Regions from separate parts of the Homo sapiens genome. Here region 2 is linked to region 1. The links are chromatin loops, found by intact Hi-C in ENCODE. Cell type or tissue: CD4-positive, alpha-beta T cell. All regions are shown on one strand. Links, peaks and the distances in the headings refer to the core of each region. The heading gives the core; the rest is flanking DNA.

Region 1 (8,334 bases), core at 136-8,135:
TCTGGTGAGATGAGGGTGGGGGGCGGGGTGGGAGGGTGAAGTTCTTGACCTTGAGGAGCTTGTCATCTCCCTGACGAGCCCCATAAGGCACGATCCGGACACATTGCTATGAAGGAGGCTGCATGGCTAAGGGTGTAAAGTCCCTGGCGGCCCCAAGGAGGAGTCAGGAGGTTACTGGCTCTGGGGGCCAGTGGGTAGCTGAGGACTTGAAGGCTGAGTGAGTTTGTTCACCAGAGAGGACAGAATGTGCTGAGCCAGGTTACTACCAAAGACCTGGGCACGATGAAAGAGGATGTGAACTCATACGTGGCCTGGCCAGAGATGCTGGAAAGACAAGGTGAGGCCCAGACGACGGCCCCTGTGTACCAGATCAGGGGCCTGGCCCCCAGCAGAGGCCTGTGCTTCCCAAGGATAGGATGGATCAGAATCACTTAGGGAGCCTGAGGACTGGGCCCTGCCTCAGACCTCGGAGTCAGTATCTTCAGCTTCCAAAAGCTGTCCAGGTGGCTCGGATGTGCAGCCAGGCTTGTCCATGTCTGCTCGCAGAGGTCAGTAACCACTTCTCAACTGGGTAGTACACAGGATTTGGTTTGCGTTTCAGAAAACAAATTCAAAAACGTTTAAAGAGCCTGCAGTGCAAGACATTGTGAGAGGCAGTCTGGAAAATGGAGACATACAAATGGAGAATGAGCTCTTCTCAGTGGTGTGTAAATTAATGTCAGCGCAAAGGAAATTTTGGTTAAGAGTTCAAGGAGGAGAGAGCTCACAGTGATGGAAGTGGACAGAAATAGCTTTGTAGAAGAGAAAGGTGTGGCCAGAAGTGGCTTTGTGTTTGCCTGCTCCTCCCTTTCCTCTCACAGATGGGGCATCTGGGCACAGAAGCGAGGCAGACAGTGGTAGCTGGGACCCCAGCCCCCAGCCAAAGCCTCTTGCTACTGCACCTGTAACAGCCAGGATTTGATGGCCCTCCATTCACTGTGCATTCAGACACCAGGAGGCTTGACCCCAAAAATCAGGAAACTCAAGGCTGGTGTCCTCCCCACAAGGAGAGGAAGTCCGGCTGCAGCCCCCAAACTGTCTTACCAGAGTTGATTGAAAGGAACAGAAGGCCATGACCCCTGACCTGCTCCTCCTGGTTTTCGGAAGAGTGACTTCCTGTTTCCTCAGGCGCATTGGGCCCTGTGTTTGTTTGTTCTTTTCTGAAAAAGCAGCTGTCTGTTTACAGCCTCCTTTAAATGAATCAACAGGCTTGCCCCTCCGTGGCACCATGTGCCTCGTCATTTCCTTCATTGATCAGGATTGAAAACGGTGCCTCCTGGTCCTGGAGGCATAGAGGGCTCGGTATAGAAATGCCATTCCCCTCACGCCAGTGGGTAGTCATTGAGATCTGGGTGCCAAGCACTGAGCTGGGGAACACACTTAGAGAGACCAACATGTGTGAGGGTCCCAGCTCCAGGAAATGGAGGTGGGGTGGAGAACGCCTGGAGGGAGGCGTCCACAGGTGTTCCTGGAGTGCAGAGAACTGCTGCCCACTCAGGATGGTCTGAGAAGATGCAGACAGAAAGTGCTCCCCGGGCTGGATCTTGAATCATGAGGAAAATCAAGTGGCCTGAGTGGAGAGGAAGCGCTTTCTAGGTGAGAAGCCCGACCTGATGGAGGGGGATGGATCAGCAACAAAGAAAATCATCCAATCCCAGGAATAGCCCTGTCACTGCACCAGGAAGATGCCAGGGCAGAGGGACTCTGGTGGAGTCACACACAGCCGGAGCCAGCAGGAGCTCTTTGGAGCAGCAGTGACCTGCGTGTTCAGTAGCCCTTTGTCCCCATGAGATCCCTTCTTTCCCACAAGCTCAGAAGCCAGCCACTGTGCAGGGGAGGTCCTTCTTTGGGCTGGGCCTGAAGTCTGGTCCAAAGCTCCCTCTAGAGCCCGAGGCTGTGCTGTCCAGGGCTGCTAGGTGATGAAGGGAGGCCCTGGGGAGGAGCGGCCTGGGCCTCCAGTGGCTGTGGCCAGGTGTTCCCGGATGCGTGCCCTTCCCTGTGTCACCTCCCTCATGTCTCCACTTATCATGAGCATAGGAGAAGAAATGCATCAATGGCTGTGATACTCACCGAACTGAGCAGGAACCACTCGTTCATGCCGTCTCTGTCTCTGCCCCTCACAGGATGATTTCCTTCTGATACACTACGATAAGGGACCCTGCCGGAACAAGCTGGGCCACTCCCGGGCATCTGTGATCTGGCATCGGACACAGGTAGGAGGTGATTTGCCTGGAAGGTTGATCTCAGAGAGAGACTGTGTGTGTGTGTGTGTGTGTGTGTGTGTGTGTGTGTGTGTGTGTGTGTATGTATATCTTTAGTGTTTCCAGACTTGCCTAAAGGACGAAGATCTCCTGGATAGAAAGAGCTAGTAGATGTGCTTCCTGCTGGTTTTTGCTGGTATAGGCTTATCCTTATGGAAGCCCTGGCCCAAAGTTAATGTCAACGCGCATCACATTCATTGTCTGATGGGTCTTCAGCATCAGACTTCAGATCACTTGCACGGGACTCATGGCCTTGGTCATGACCTGCTGACCGTGTTTAGGTAATCCTTGCCTAGCCCTTAACAAAGAGCTTTCTCTTGAGGCCCTGAGATAAGCAAGGTAGTAACAGGAATGGATAACAAGGAAGGAGTGGAAAAATTCCGAGGTCAGTGGTCCCCAACCTTTTTGGCACCAGGGACTCACTTCGTGGAAGGCAGTTTTTCCACAGACTGGGCAGGGGGATGGATTTGGGATGATTCAGCATATTGCATTTATTGTGCACTTTATGTCATGATTACATTGTAATATATAGTGAAATAGTTGTACAACTCACTATCATGTAGAATCAGTGGGAGCCCTGAGCTTGTTTTCCTGCAACTAGATGGTCCCATCTGAGGGTGATGGGAGACTGTGATAGATCATCAGGCATTTAGATTCTCATATAAGGAGGCTGCAACCCAGATCCCTCGCATGCGCAGTTCACAACAGGGTTCGTGCTCCTACGAGAGTCTAATGTCGCTGCTGATCTGACAGGAGGTGGGGCTCAGGCGGTAACGTGAGCAATGGGGAGCAGCTGTAAATACAGATGAAGGTTTGCTCGTTTGCTTCCCCCACCCCCACCACTCACTCCTGCCGTGCACCCTGGTTCCTAACAGGCTACAGACCGCTACCCGTCCATGGCCCAGGTGTTGGGGACCCTGGCCCTAGGTGTTAATGCCTGTGCAGTCTTTGGAGTTGATAAAGGACCCTCGTGTTGGTTAATATTAACTTGTGCTTTCAACACATATTTATAGCCTACCGTGTGCTGGGTACTGCTGTAGGAGCTGGAGATACAGTGGTGCGTGAGACAGATGTGTCCTTCTACGGAACTACGTTCTGTTTAGGGACAGAGATGATAAAGCAGCAAGGACACAGAACCTAATAAATCAGCTAGAGGTGACGTGATGGGGAGATGGTCAGAGATGATGGCAGGGACAGACCCTTTTAGGGCCTGGCAGTCCACAGAGCAACCCTGGATCTTGTGCTGGGTGAGTGGGAAGCTGCTGAGGGATTAGTGGCAGGAGGCACATTGGCTGCTGCTCCCTGCCTGCTCCTCGAGAGGCGTGAAGGGCTCAAGTCTGTGACTCCTTCAGGAGAGCCTCTGAGGCACATGTGTCAGCCTCATCTAAAAGATGGAGAAACTCAGTCTCAAGGCAGTTGCCAGGACGAGGGAAAGGTCCACCTACAGCTGCACTTCCTGGACAATCTTAAATGCCGACCACGTGGCAGAGCCTGTGGGCGTCCACAGCAGGCGATAAGACACGCCTCCCATCAGAGAGCAGATGCTGAGCATTCTTGGCCTCGCAGGCCGTAGGCCTCTGCTGCACCTGTCAACTCCACCTGGCGGCACAGAAGCTGCCAACGGTACGTCAGTGAGTTACCTTGGCCGTGTTCCAGTGAAACTGTTTACACAGGCAGGTGGAAGTGACTGTGGTGATGGTTGCGTAACTCTGTGAACACACTGGAAACCATTGAATGTGTGTACTTGATCTGAATTGCGTGGCACAGGAATTATGTCCCAATAAAGCTGTATGGATAAACAAAACAGAACAGATGATGAAGGCAGATTTGGCCCCCGGGCCATGGCGTACTGCCCTCTGGTCTAGAGAGTTGGTTTGAGCTCCTCTGACTGTTCTCTTTGCACGTGGCCCGGCACGGCTTGAATCCACGCCCCTTGCAGCTCTGCTGGAATCCGCGCCCCTTGCAGCTCTGCTGGAATCCGCGCCCCTTGCAGCTCTGCTGGAATCCGCGCCCCTTGCAGCTCTGCTGGAATCCGCGCCCCTTGCAGCTCTGCTGGAATCCGCGCCCCTTGCAGCTCTGCTGGAATCCGCGCCCCTTGCAGCTCTGCTCGAATCCGCGCCCCTTGCAGCTCTGCTCTGGCTGCTGTGACAAAGCGCTGCAGACTGGGTGGCTCAGAACAGCAGAAATGTATTGGCTCAGTCCTGGAGCTCAGAATTCTGAAATCGAGGTGTCAGCAGGGCCCTGCCTGCTCTGAAACCTGTAGGAGAGTCCCTCCGGCCTTGTCCAGCTTCTGTGGTTCGCCAGCCATCTGCGGCATTCCTGGACAGATCGATGCGTCACTGCAATCCTCCGTCTTCCTCCGGCTGCCTCTTCCCTGTGCGTCTCCACCTCGTCTTCCATCATTGTCCAAATCCCCCCTTTCTATCAGGACATCAGTGGTATGGGATCGAGGCCCACGCTAATCACCTCATGGTAACTTGATTGCATCTACAGAGACCCTGTTTCCAAAGAAGGTCACATTCTGAGATACTAGGGGGCTAGAACTTCAATATATTGTTTTGTGAGGACAGGATTCAACCCATAACAACACCTACACCCCCCTCCCCACGCAGCATAGAAACTGCCAGGAGGCTGCATTCCTCTTCTGTACTTGGTTTTCCCTGGGCTGTAGGTAGGGGGTGACTGGGTGCTGACTCGGGGGACCCGGCATTTGCACAGCCACCGTGTGAGTGGATGCTGTTGTGTGCACCTTGGCAGAAACTGAGTCAGAGCTTGGTGAGAACTCGGAAACCATTGCCCAACTCTGGCAGTTTCCCTGTAGAGAAGGTGAGTTCCAGGTGAGAGCAGGTGCTTTCCACAGGGACTCTGGCTGGCTGTTGCTGGGTGCCAAGCCTCCCACATACTCAGGCTTACCATCCTCACATGTATTTTGCTCTGGAATCTGTGGTGTGAACAGGGCTCAGCCAAGCCAGCCCATGTGCGGCCCACGTGGCATCAGCCGGGGCAGCTCTGAAGCTGGGCAGGAGCCCCTGCAGGCCCGTGCCCCATGCTTCTGGTGCTTGATCTGGCTGCTGGCTTGGGCCTCAGCTGGGGCTGGCAGTCAGATATCCTCACGCCATCGTGCCCTGGAGCTGCCAAAGGCCCACTGGTCTTGGAACCTGGGAGAGCCTGAGCATGGGTCTTGGCAGCCGCATCTTCCCTGCTCCTCCAGGCTCACTCTGAACTTTGGCCTGCAGCGCCCGTGCTTTCCCTGCCTCTCTCCTTTGCCCTGGCCGTTGCTGCCAGCTTGGTCTTCATCACTCTCTTCCTCTACTTCTCCTGTTCCTGCCCAGCTCTGCACATCCACATTCTAACCTTCTCTGTGGCCCAATCCAGGTGTGACCTCCTCCGTGAAGTCTCTTGTGTGTGACTGTCATCCAAGAAGAGCCCTCCCTCCCATGTGGACCCACCCCACTCTGGTCATAGCCCAGTGCTCATCTGGGTCTTATCTCTTAGGATACAGAAAAGTGCTCTTGGGAGCAGGGACCTGTTTTGCTCATCTTTGTAACCTCTTTGGCACTGGTCCTGTGCCTGGGGCACAGTTATCTTTGGAAGTAGTGCACGGGCAAAATCGCGAATGACCCGTTTGGCCGTGGGTGTTGACTCGCAGCCCTCTCCACAGGGCTAATGGTCCTCGTGCCTTCGGCGGCTTTCTACACGTGGGGAACTTCACAGGGGCCGGGCAGGGAGCAAAGGGTTGCTGTGTCCCCGTCCCAGGAGCCATGAGAGCTGCTTTATTTTCTGGTTCTGCTCCTGGTGAGGAGAAGGTGGAAGTGGATGACTTGGAGCTTGTTCGTCCCCATTCAAAGACAGGAAGAACTGTTTTTGTTTCTCCTAGGGAGGGACAGGAGTAACACCACCTCTCTAATGACACCTAATAGTTCTTCCTTTCTTTGAAGGCAGAAGTTGCAGTGATCCAAGATCGTGCCACTGCACTCCAGCCTGGGCGACAGAGCAAGACTCTGTCTCAAAAAAAAAAAAAAAGTTCACAAAAGTGCGGTGAGACTTGGAGCGATAGTGTTTGGGGAAACAGAGCAGCCAGGAGTGTCAAGCTGTAGCAAGCGACAGCGTGCAGCCGTTTGAGTGGACGCCCACCCTCCTTAGGAGCCCCAGCTTTGCTCGGACTCATCTCTGTCTGCCTTTTGGAAATGAGTCCGTGTAAAGAGCTCGCTTCTGCCACCTCCTGCCTAGTTTTCAGGCTTCCGGCATCTCCCCTGCCCTGTCCTTCCTCCGGGCTGCTACGGCACTGAGCGTGCTCCCAAGTGCAGTGCTGTGAAGGACACCTGGTAGCACCAGGTGCCTTTGTGGCACGTGCACCTGCCAGGCTGTGGGAAACTCATAAGATCGCAAGGCAGGGTGAGACATTAGAAGCCAAGAATTATTTCTTGATAATTCAACAAGCTGGAATATTCAAGAAAAATAGTATGAAATGAGTGGCACCTGAATCAGACCATAAAAGTCCTAAATACTGGATGTTGCAGAAAGTGCTTTGAAGGAGGAGAGGACAGTGTGAGCGGAGGCACAGAATGGGACACTCTGGGGCCGGCTGGGGAGCCTTCGGGAGTGCAGCTGATGGGAAGTTAGGGGCAGAGTCGTGATTGGCCTTGGAGAGGGTGTGGTGTCTTGCTGTAGACTTAAGTCTGTATGGCACTAGGGAGCCAGAGAAGGTTTTAGAGCAGCAGAATAAAATGCTCAGACGGGGCATAACCTGAAGACTTCTGCTGAGCCTCTTGGTCCTCCACATTTGGCCTCCCTTGTCATCTTCATCTCTGCAAAGCAGAATCTGCCAGCCTTGTGGCCTCAGAGGAGCCCGCTCAGGATGGCCTGCTGTTCTGCCTTCTCCACTCCTGTGTCTCTCTCTTGCCCTGTTTTGTTCCTTCTCCCTGTCAAGCTATATCCCTCCCATCCATTTTTAAGGCTTTGCTCCAGCTCCTGCTTCTCCCGTTACGTGTCTCTAAAGAGCCCAGGCCACAGCACGTGCTGAGCAGCGTCTTTGGAATCTTACTTGACTGCAGCCCACAGGGAGACATGTACCAGTGTAGTACCTTGTAACCCATAAAACATCCCTGTGCACACCCACATCGACATAACTTCCCCACTCTGTGCTCCTGCATTTTCTGTTCTGCTCTGTTTACTAAAGTCCTCATCTTGACCCACCAAATTGCTTTCCCGTCCTACAAATGGGTCAGCTGGGCCACCCTCTGTCACTGACCCTGCTGTGGGTTAGAACTTCTTGCCCAAGTCAGGTTTCATTGGCTCCCTGGGGACACATTTCTCTGTCACATAGGGGCTTGCTCCACTCAAACCTCAGGAGCACTCAGAACATGCCCTGAATTCAGTGTCCTGTGATTCCCAACTTTCAGGGTCATTTTGAAAGGTTCCTTCTCCCCAGTTCTTCCTCCTTTAGATGTGAAGCTCAGTAAGATTATTCTAAGAGATTTGGGGGAATTCCAACGTGTCTCTTTGAGATTGCAGGCTGCTTTCATTATTTTTTACGGGAGCAGAGGTTTTATATGCCACTTGCATCTTACCTGGCACTCTTGTCAAACGGAAAACAGTGCTGTAAAGGAAGAATTGTCTTTGTTGCATAAAGTTATTGTACAGTTTGTTTCATCGCAAGTGATACATTTTTTATTCAGTATAGCAGAGTCTCCTGTTAAAGTAAATGAGCATGAAAACCAGCAGAGTGGCCGCGAATGCAAGACCGCACGGTGGGCAGATGTCTCACGTGGGACTGACTGTGCGGTTGCTGGAGTGAGTGTGGGTGCTGTGAGCCGCACCTGTGCCCTGTCCATCTGCCCTCCTGTGCATTCGCTGTGCACACGATTGCATGAAGTGCTTGCCGGCCTTTTTCCAGCGCTATCCCAGAAATCAGCCATCGTGTGGAGGAGCATTTCATTTTCTCTAGAGTAACCTTACTTCCTTAGGACATCAGCATCTGACAAGGGAGAATCTTACCCAAAACCAGCTCTTCCTTCTCTTCTGAGAAGTGAAA
Region 2 (8,334 bases), core at 253-8,252, 120 kb before region 1:
AGATCAAGGTGCCAACTGGTTAAGTTCCTGGTCAGGCTTCTTTCCCTGGCTTGCAGATGGCTGCCTTGTCCCTGTGTTCTCACATGGAGGAGACAGGGATCTCTCTCCTCTTAAAAGGCCACCATCATTTTGCATAAGGACTTCATTTGAACTTAACTACCTGCTAAAGACCCTGTGTCCAGATATAGTCACACAGGGGATCAGAGCTTTGACATGTGAGTTTTGGAAGGAGACCATTCAGTCCATAGCATGATCCATCATTTAAATGGTAAGATGCAATATACCTAATAGATTTGACCTGACTTTGATGCCATTTAATAGATTTGACTTGACTTTGTCTGATGGCAGTTAATAAAGCCACTTCTATTGAAGTAGGCAGTGCTGTGAGTATTATGACTTGGGGCCCCATGGACGTTTCCAGTCCTTTAAATATTGCCTCCATCCGCTGTGACAGAGCCTGAAATGTCTTCGTTGTGATTAAACTTGCAGTTTCTCCACTGATTTTCTGTAAAACTGAGGGAGTCTGGGGAATTAGCAAACATTAATCTTGTTCTTCAAGTTGTCGTTGGGATGTGTCAGCCCCACCTTTCTCTCAGGTATTGGCCAGGAGAGGGAAAAGCAGGGAACAGAGAGCAAACTTAAGCTATTTCCTACCTATTTGCCTACCACAACCTGGTGATGCCTGGCAAGATCCTTGTAGTTGAAAGATTTAATTCAGGAACAGCTTGGTGCATATCTACTGTGTGGTGAGACCTGTGCCAGACGCTATGGGGAATATCCAAGAAGAAGAGTCAGGCTTTTCATCTTTGAGAAATTTACAAATGTTAGGACAAGAGTTAGACACACGAGAGAGTTAAACAACTGAGTAAGAGAGGCAAAGCAGTGATAGAAAAGGCACCTGCCGTGGGACAGCCTGGCTTGAGCTGCAGTACCGTGTTTGATTAAGGGTGCGATACTTAGGTTCACAAAGGCCCAGTTTCCTCATCAGCAAAATGAGGGATCAATGCAGATTAGTGTAAGGACTTGAGTTAATTATACAAACAGCTCTTGGTGGCCTCTGGTAACTACTAACAGTTACCAATGAGTTCACATCATGTGAAAGCCATCCTTCATAATCTGAGGTAATGCAGGACAAAATAGATAAAAACTCATGGCACAGTTTGAAGTCCTGATAATTGTCATGAGCAAAAAGAGAGGACATTTGGGTTTTGGGGAAGAACACCTTAGAGAACAGGAGGCTTAAGACGGCTGCCCGTTAGTTAACTTACTCATTTAGTATGCACCTATGATGTATCAGCTTTTATAGCAAGTGCTAAAAACACAAAAATGAGCATAAGATTGTTTTGTCGCTAAGGTGCTCAAAGTTTAGTGGAGAAGGCAGTCTTGTAAACGAATAGGTAAAATAAGTGTTGAAGGATGGTAGAAGTAGCAACAAAGTTTTAACACACACACACACACACAAAACATGGAGGACTCTGGTGGTCTTTCATTCTACATCTTAATGGGAATATTGAGATGAGCGCTTCGCCAGAGCTCAGGTCTGAAAAATCCGGTAGAACATAAACTTCTAAAAATGTTCTGACTACTCATCCATAAAAAAAGAATGAATTAACGGCATTTGCAGCAACTTGAATGAGATTGGAGACTATTATTCTAAGTGAAGTAACTCAGGAATGGAAAACCAAAGGTTGTATGTTATCATACTTAAGTGGGAGCTAAGCTATCAGGATGCAAAGGCATAAGAATGACACAGTGGGCCTTGGGGACTCAGTAGGAAAGGGTGGGATGTGGGTGAGGGATAAAAGACTACAAATTGGGTGCAGTGTATACTGCTCGGGTGATGGGTGCCAAAGTTTCACAAATCACCACTACAGAATTTACTCATGTAGCCAAACACCACATGTTCCCCAATAACCTATGGAAACAAAAAACAAAACAAAAAAATGCTCTGCTCTGTTTTGTGAGGGGTCCAATGTCGGCCTTCAAGTGGCCTCAAAAATCAGAAATACAGACATGTGTGAAGCAACTTGATATAAGACAGCACAGGGTGGTGGGAGCCAGGGTGAGCTAGAGAACATACTCCTCTTAGAGGTGTTCAAGTTTTATAAAACATGACACTCCCCAAATGAAATACCCCTGAAGATCTGACTTGTCTTATCAGATGCCTGTTTTCAAATTCAAGTCACAGTGCCACCATGACTATCCCTAATTTATTCAGTGGTATATCAGGCATTAGCTATTCACTGAAAACTGGTAACCTTAATCACTGTTCCTTGAAGGAAATATTTTTACTCCCTGTTGTAAAGACTTTGAATAGTTATTCATACCCCCTTCTGTGAACATGAGAAAATTATACTTTCTCACCCTCTTTCAGTTAAGCAAAGCTACTAATTCCGGCCAATTATGAGTGCATTTAACTGCTAGTACAAGGCTGTACAACATTTGCTTTTGGGTCCACAGTGATTACAGAGGAGGCCTCATGTTGAGATGGCTGAGTCTAAAAACAGGCAACCTTGATCTTGTGTGCTTATTGGGAGGATAGTATTGGAGAGACAAATACGGTCACAGCAAACTGCATATATGGGACAGTTCACATTTTGAGATTACTTGTTACTGTAACACAGATTAGCCCGTCCTAACCAAAATGATCCCATAACAAATAACATTCAGATTGTCTAAGGCTAATGATGGAGATACAATTTCAATAGGGGTTAAGGCATTGGACTTCATAGTCCCATTTCACAATATTGACCAAGATTTACATTCTCCCTGGGGGTGGCTCTACAACTGATGGAATCACAATACTCTCGGTCTTGGGGGAATGCGCCATTGCCTCCTACCACTGGACACACAATTCTTCTCTTAACTTAAACTATATGGTCCTTAAGGGTAGAGCGCATATTTTAGCAGCTAAAAAGTTTTGAGCCCTGAAGTGGGCATGCCAAGTATGGTGTTAAGTGCTTTGCATAATTTTTATTTTAAATGCTCAGAGAAACCATAGAAGAGAAGTGTAATCATCCTTCATTTCATTGCTAAGGAAACTGGAGCTGAGGGAGTCTAACTGAAATGCATAGCTAGATCTTGATGAAACCTAAACTGACTTTGGCAGCAAAGCCCGAGCCAAGCTCAGGCAGAGGGCTTTGTCCTTCTTTCTTCCAAACTGCCTGGGACTCAGCTTCTGGGTTTCTGGGTTTTATTTGTTGTTGTTATTTGCTTGTTTCAATCTGTGAAGCCTGCTCTCCTCTTGATGATTAGAAACTGTGAGTGCATGTCTTCTTTAGAGGAAGTGGCTTGTGGTCTTGCCCTGTGATCCTCTGATAAGAATAGGTTCTCAGAAATACAACCCAATAGACCAAACTTTCACACGAAGATATGAAATGAGAGAAGAAGGAAGGAGAAGACAGACTGATAGAGTTCTTCATACACATGCAAGATGGGGAAAGGAAAAAGAGGAATTTGCATTCTTTCATTGGACTATTACATTCTTTCATGTCTAATGCCAAACATACAAATATGATAATATAATAAGAGAGTAACAAAAGTGGTGTGAGCACAGCTCAGCAGAAAGATTGGCTAACCCAGGGGAGTGACAGAAATGTTACTAGAGGTGTCAGTGGTGCACTGGAGTTTAAAATAGTAGGAGAAGTTTTCCAGGCCGTCAAGGTGTGGGGATTTGATGAGAGTGTTTGCGTTTGTTATTGTTGTTGATGGTGGTGGCGATGTGTGTGTGTGTGTGTGTGTGTGTGTGTGTGTAGAAAGAGAGAGAGAGAGGAGTTTTTAAGTACTGTATGTATTTTAAGGAGATTGAATAATCTAAGGTGAGGAGCATTTAAAATAATAGCAGAATAAAAGTTAAATACTTAGAAACATACAGCAATGAAACAAAATGACCTCTAAAGGGCCTTTTAAGTATGTTTCCATCCAGAAAGGGTCTCTATAGCCCCTATTTTTATTTTTTATTCCCATTATCCCCCAGAACTTTCCATTCTTAGGTGGCATCCAAGATTCTGTCCATTCCTGCTCAAGCCCACCTGCCACCTTTATCCATAACAGATAAACCTCCTGGTCCTACCAAGCCAGACAATCTATTGTCAGGAAAATGTTTTATGATTCTCTTCTTCTGCAATCTTGCTGGAGCTCACTTTCCCCATCTTACTGTCTCAGGTCAGGTTCCCTGGGAAACAGACTCTGAGATGGAGGTTGGTGGTTAAGAGATGCTTAGGAAGGGTTCCTGTAGAAGAATGAGGACACAGGGGAGCTGGGATGCATTTGCTGGGGAACTCTGGGGCTAGGGAGCCCTTCAGTGTTGTCCCAAGGTATGCCAAGCGATTCTCAGAAATACAACCCAATAGACCAAACTTTCACACAAAGATATGAAATGAGACATATGTTATGTCCCAGGCAAGCGGTTTTGGAAGGAGTTTTGCAGGAGGCAGCTACCTTTGGCCAAGATTGATTCCTGGGATGTGAGCCTTCCACAGCCAACAGTCCCAGCTCACGGGATAATGACTGCCTTGGTTCTGTAGGGAATCTTCATGAAGCATTCAAGCATCCACCTTGCGATATATCACCTGAGCCCTGTTCAGTAGGTGGAATAGCAAGTCCTGTTTCTCCCCCATAGCTCTTTATTTTAAACCTCACGTGTTACCATGTGGCAGCATCCACTAGGAATGAGCTGTGGGCACCTGAGTTGTTGCCCAGGACACAGACCTGGATTGTGTACTGTGTTCCCCTTGCACCTATCTGCTACCTGAATTTCTTCCAGGTTCCCATCTTTTCCTAGCTCTTGGCTATCTGCCTCAACTGTGCTCTCATGTCTAAGACTGAATGACTTACTCTGCCTACCTAGTATTGTACTTGGGCTCTCCTTCAAGACTCAAGTACCTGTGAATTACTGCTACTCAAAACCAGTTTACAGTGAATGTGTTAGCTTTAGTTGTTAGTTTAGGCAAGACCATGCTGGCATAACAAATAAACCCTAAAATTTCAATAGCTTAACACATGCAGGTTCATGTTCTCCTGAGGATCATCCTACCAGTGGGCAACCCACAGATCCAGCTGACTCCATTTGGTGGTCCCACCACCTCAATATGTGGCTCTGTTATCACTGGGATGGTGATGGGCAAGTTCAGTGTCATGAAGGTCTTTCTCATTGCCTTGGCTCAAAAGTGAGGCTTATGTCTACAGTCTATGGAACAAAATGAGTCACATGCCCTGGCCTGACTGTGAGGGGGCCAGAAAATCTGGGAAAATGCATGGCTATTTAGTGAGCATTAAATGTTTGCCCACAATGAGGTCTGTCTGCTGTTAAATATAATCATTCTTTGAGACTTGAGAAAGCCTTTAAAAATTCTGTCAAGCCCCAAGGGCCATATTCAATTGATTACTATAGAAAAGCAGTGTAATAAAAAGTTAAAAGACCTCTGAATCAGCCTTCTGTAATATTACCATGTGTGCCTTGAGCAAGCAGGGATCCTGGATCTGGCATGGCCTCGGTAAACCTCAGTGTTCCCATAAGTGAAGTGAAAAGATCAGACAAAACTTTCTCTTGGGTCCTTTTCAGTTCTAAGTAGAATCTACGGAGCTTGCATTTGAGCCATGCATAGAAGATCCGGTTAATAAAGAACCACAGAAGATTCATTTCTTTCATTCAACAAATTTTTATGAAGTGCCTAGAACTTATCTTGCCATTGCTGGATATGATGGCAAACAAGAGAGACGCGTCTCTACTTTCTGGGAGAATGCTAGGAAAAATATCTTTACTTTTTAATTCACATGTTAATATTTTCATTTATTGTCATTTATCTTGCCACCTTTGTATAACACTTTTATTTTTATTATAACCCTTGTTCTCTAAGTTGCAGTCATGAGTAGTCACCTTCCATGCACTTGTATTAGTTTGCTAGGCCTGGTGAAACAAAGTACCACCTTCTGAGTGGCTTAAACCACAGAAATGTATCATCTCACAGTTCTGGAGGTGTATTAGGGTTCCTCAGAGACACAGAATCAATAGGATAGAGATAGATAGATAGATAGACTAGATAGATGATTGATAGATGGATAGATAGATAGATAGATAGGAGATTTATTATGGGAATTGGCTTACATAATTATGGAGGCCAAGAAGTCCCACGATCTGCCGTCTGCAAGCTGGAGACCCTGAAAAGCTGGTGGTGGAATTCAGTCAGAGGCCAAAGGGCGGAGAACCTAGGGGTGGAGTAGGGAGGGGGAAGCACGCTCTCATGTAAGTGCTGGAATCCTGAGGCCCGAGAACCAGGAGCTCTGAAGTCAGGGGGCAGGAGAAGATGGATGTGCCAGCTGGAACAGAAGGAGCATATGTGCCCTTCCTCCTGTTTGTTCGCGCTCTCCAGAGATAGGGTGATGCACGTGGGTGAGGGCAGATCTTCTTTACTCTAAGGATTCAAATGCTGATCTTGTCCAGAAACACTCTGAGAGATGCACACAGACATACTGTCTTACCAGCTATCTGGGCATCCCTTAACCCAGTCAAGCTGCCACTTAACATTAACCATCACAGGGGGCTAGAAGTCTAAGTCAAAGCTTTGGCAAGATTGGTTCCTTTTGAGGGCTGTGAGGAAGAATCTGGTCCAGGCTCCTCCACCAGCTGCCGGTGCTTTGCTGGTCATCTTTGGCATTTCTTGGCTTGTAGAAGCATCACCCAAATCTTTGACTTCAGTTCACATGGTGTTCTCCTTGTGTGTGTCTGTGTCCAAATTTCCCCTTTACATAAGGACACCAGTCATATTGGATTAAAGCCCACTCCAGTATGATCTCCTCTTAACTAATCATATCTGCAATGACCCTATTTCCAAAGAAGGTCACATTCTGGGGTACTGGGGCTTAGAACTTCAGTATACGAATTTTAAGGAGGCACAAGGTGTCCGTGACAGTGCTGTGTTAAGTGACTGGAAGGATGAATTTCCTTTTTCACTTGCACTTTCTTTCTTGAAGTTTTGTTTGAAGCTGCTTGAAGACATCTCTGCATCCTGTCTTATGTGGATGCTACTCCCACTGCAGAGATTATTCGAGAGGTTGGAAAGGTTGGAAAAGAAAGAGAGGATGCTTTTGAAGGGAGAAGGGTAAGAGTACAGACAAGGGAAGCTGTATTAGTCTGTCTGTTCCCACACTGCCAATAGAGACATGCCTGAGACTAGGTAATTTATAAAGAAAAAGAGGTTTAATGGACTCACAGTTCCACATAACTGGGGAGGCCTCACAATCACGGCGGAAGGCAAGGAGGAGCAAAGTCACAGCAGGCAAGAACATTTGCAGGGGAACTCCCCTTTATAAAACCATCAGATCTCATAAAACTTATTCACTGTCACGAGAACGGCACAGGAAAGACCCACCCCCATGATTCAGTTACCTCTCACCTGATCCCTCCCATGACATACGAGAATTATGGGAGCTACAATTCAAGATGAGATTCAGGTGGAGAGACAGCCAGACTGTATCAGAAGCTTTGCCAAGAAGACCCGGAGAGTAGCAGGAACTCTCCTCTGTTCTTTGGCATTACCCTGTGAAGGCTGTGTGGCTCACCTGGGGACTGTGCCTCTGGCAGGAAAGTCTTGTGCTGTCTGCTCCTGAGAGAAGGCATGGCTTCTGGAATGAGATGATCAGTAGCACAGATGGGCTGAAGATGAGACGTTACATTCCACATTCCCAGAACCATAATATCCCCCAGATTCCTCTGTGTCCTTAAGGAGAGAAAGTCAGAATGAGAACTGACATTTGATTTCCTGCTACTCTAGAGAAACAAGAAATGGAATTTGTTAATTTTTAAAATAAAAAAAGTGAATTTTCTATATTTATGGAATGTGTGATTACAAATTCACATAAACTTCCTTGTCTAATTTTTTTTCTTTTCTTTTTCTTTTTCTTTCTTTTTTTTTTTTTTTGAGACTGAGTTTCGCTCTTGTTGCCAGGCTGCAGTGCAGTGGTGCGATCTCGGCTCACCGCAACCTCTGCCTCTGGGGTTCAAGCGATTCTCCTGCCTTAGCCTCCCGAGTAGCTGGGATTATAGGCATGTGCCACCACGCCTGGCTAATTTTGTATTTTTAACAGAGACAGGGGTTTCTCCATGTTGGTCAGGCTGGTCTTGAACTCCCAACCTCAGGTGATCTGCCTGCCTCGGCCTCCCAAAGTGCTGGGATTACAGGCATGAGCCACCACACCCAGCCCCTTGTCTAATTTTTTAAAAAAAATTCAAGTGTGGGTCTTGAGCTTCCCTTGATTTTCTGTCTAGAAGAGAAGTGTCAGAACGGCTATCTGCTTTCCCAGCTTCTGGGCCATTTGCTGCAGCACTGAGTCGCC

What was found. Hi-C counts contacts between places; a loop is a spot of excess contacts. Peaks named below come from ENCODE experiments on the same cell type or tissue, not always from the same donor. Only the 100,000 strongest peaks of a DNase experiment are listed, where the experiment ranks them.
Region 2: a loop joins it to region 1, with 4 times the contacts of the local background. A loop is called at or near these places in 74 of 110 quality-filtered maps.

The regions. Positions count from the first base shown.
Region 1 is chr2:7,027,964-7,036,297 of GRCh38, forward strand. It overlaps RNF144A (ring finger protein 144A), which reads left to right. Exons shown (of 9, transcript NM_014746.6): 8 at 2,163-2,252. Among named protein-coding and RNA genes, the nearest start is that of GRASLND, 110 kb to the left of the region's middle. In CD4-positive, alpha-beta T cell, for the core only: a CTCF peak has its summit at 3,888 (motif pointing left); a DNase peak (open chromatin) is centred at 3,908.
Region 2 is chr2:6,906,633-6,914,966 of GRCh38, forward strand. It overlaps GRASLND (glycosaminoglycan regulatory associated long non-coding RNA), which reads right to left. Exons shown (of 5, transcript NR_033997.1): 4 at 7,561-7,718; 5 at 5,644-7,032. Among named protein-coding and RNA genes, the nearest start is that of RNF144A, 6.6 kb to the right of the region's middle. RefSeq lists enhancers at 3,124-3,173, 3,304-3,433. In CD4-positive, alpha-beta T cell, for the core only: no CTCF peak of the experiment used is centred there; DNase peaks (open chromatin) are centred at 3,299, 3,699 and 7,329; H3K4me3 peaks cover 2,144 bases; H3K27ac peaks cover 4,479 bases.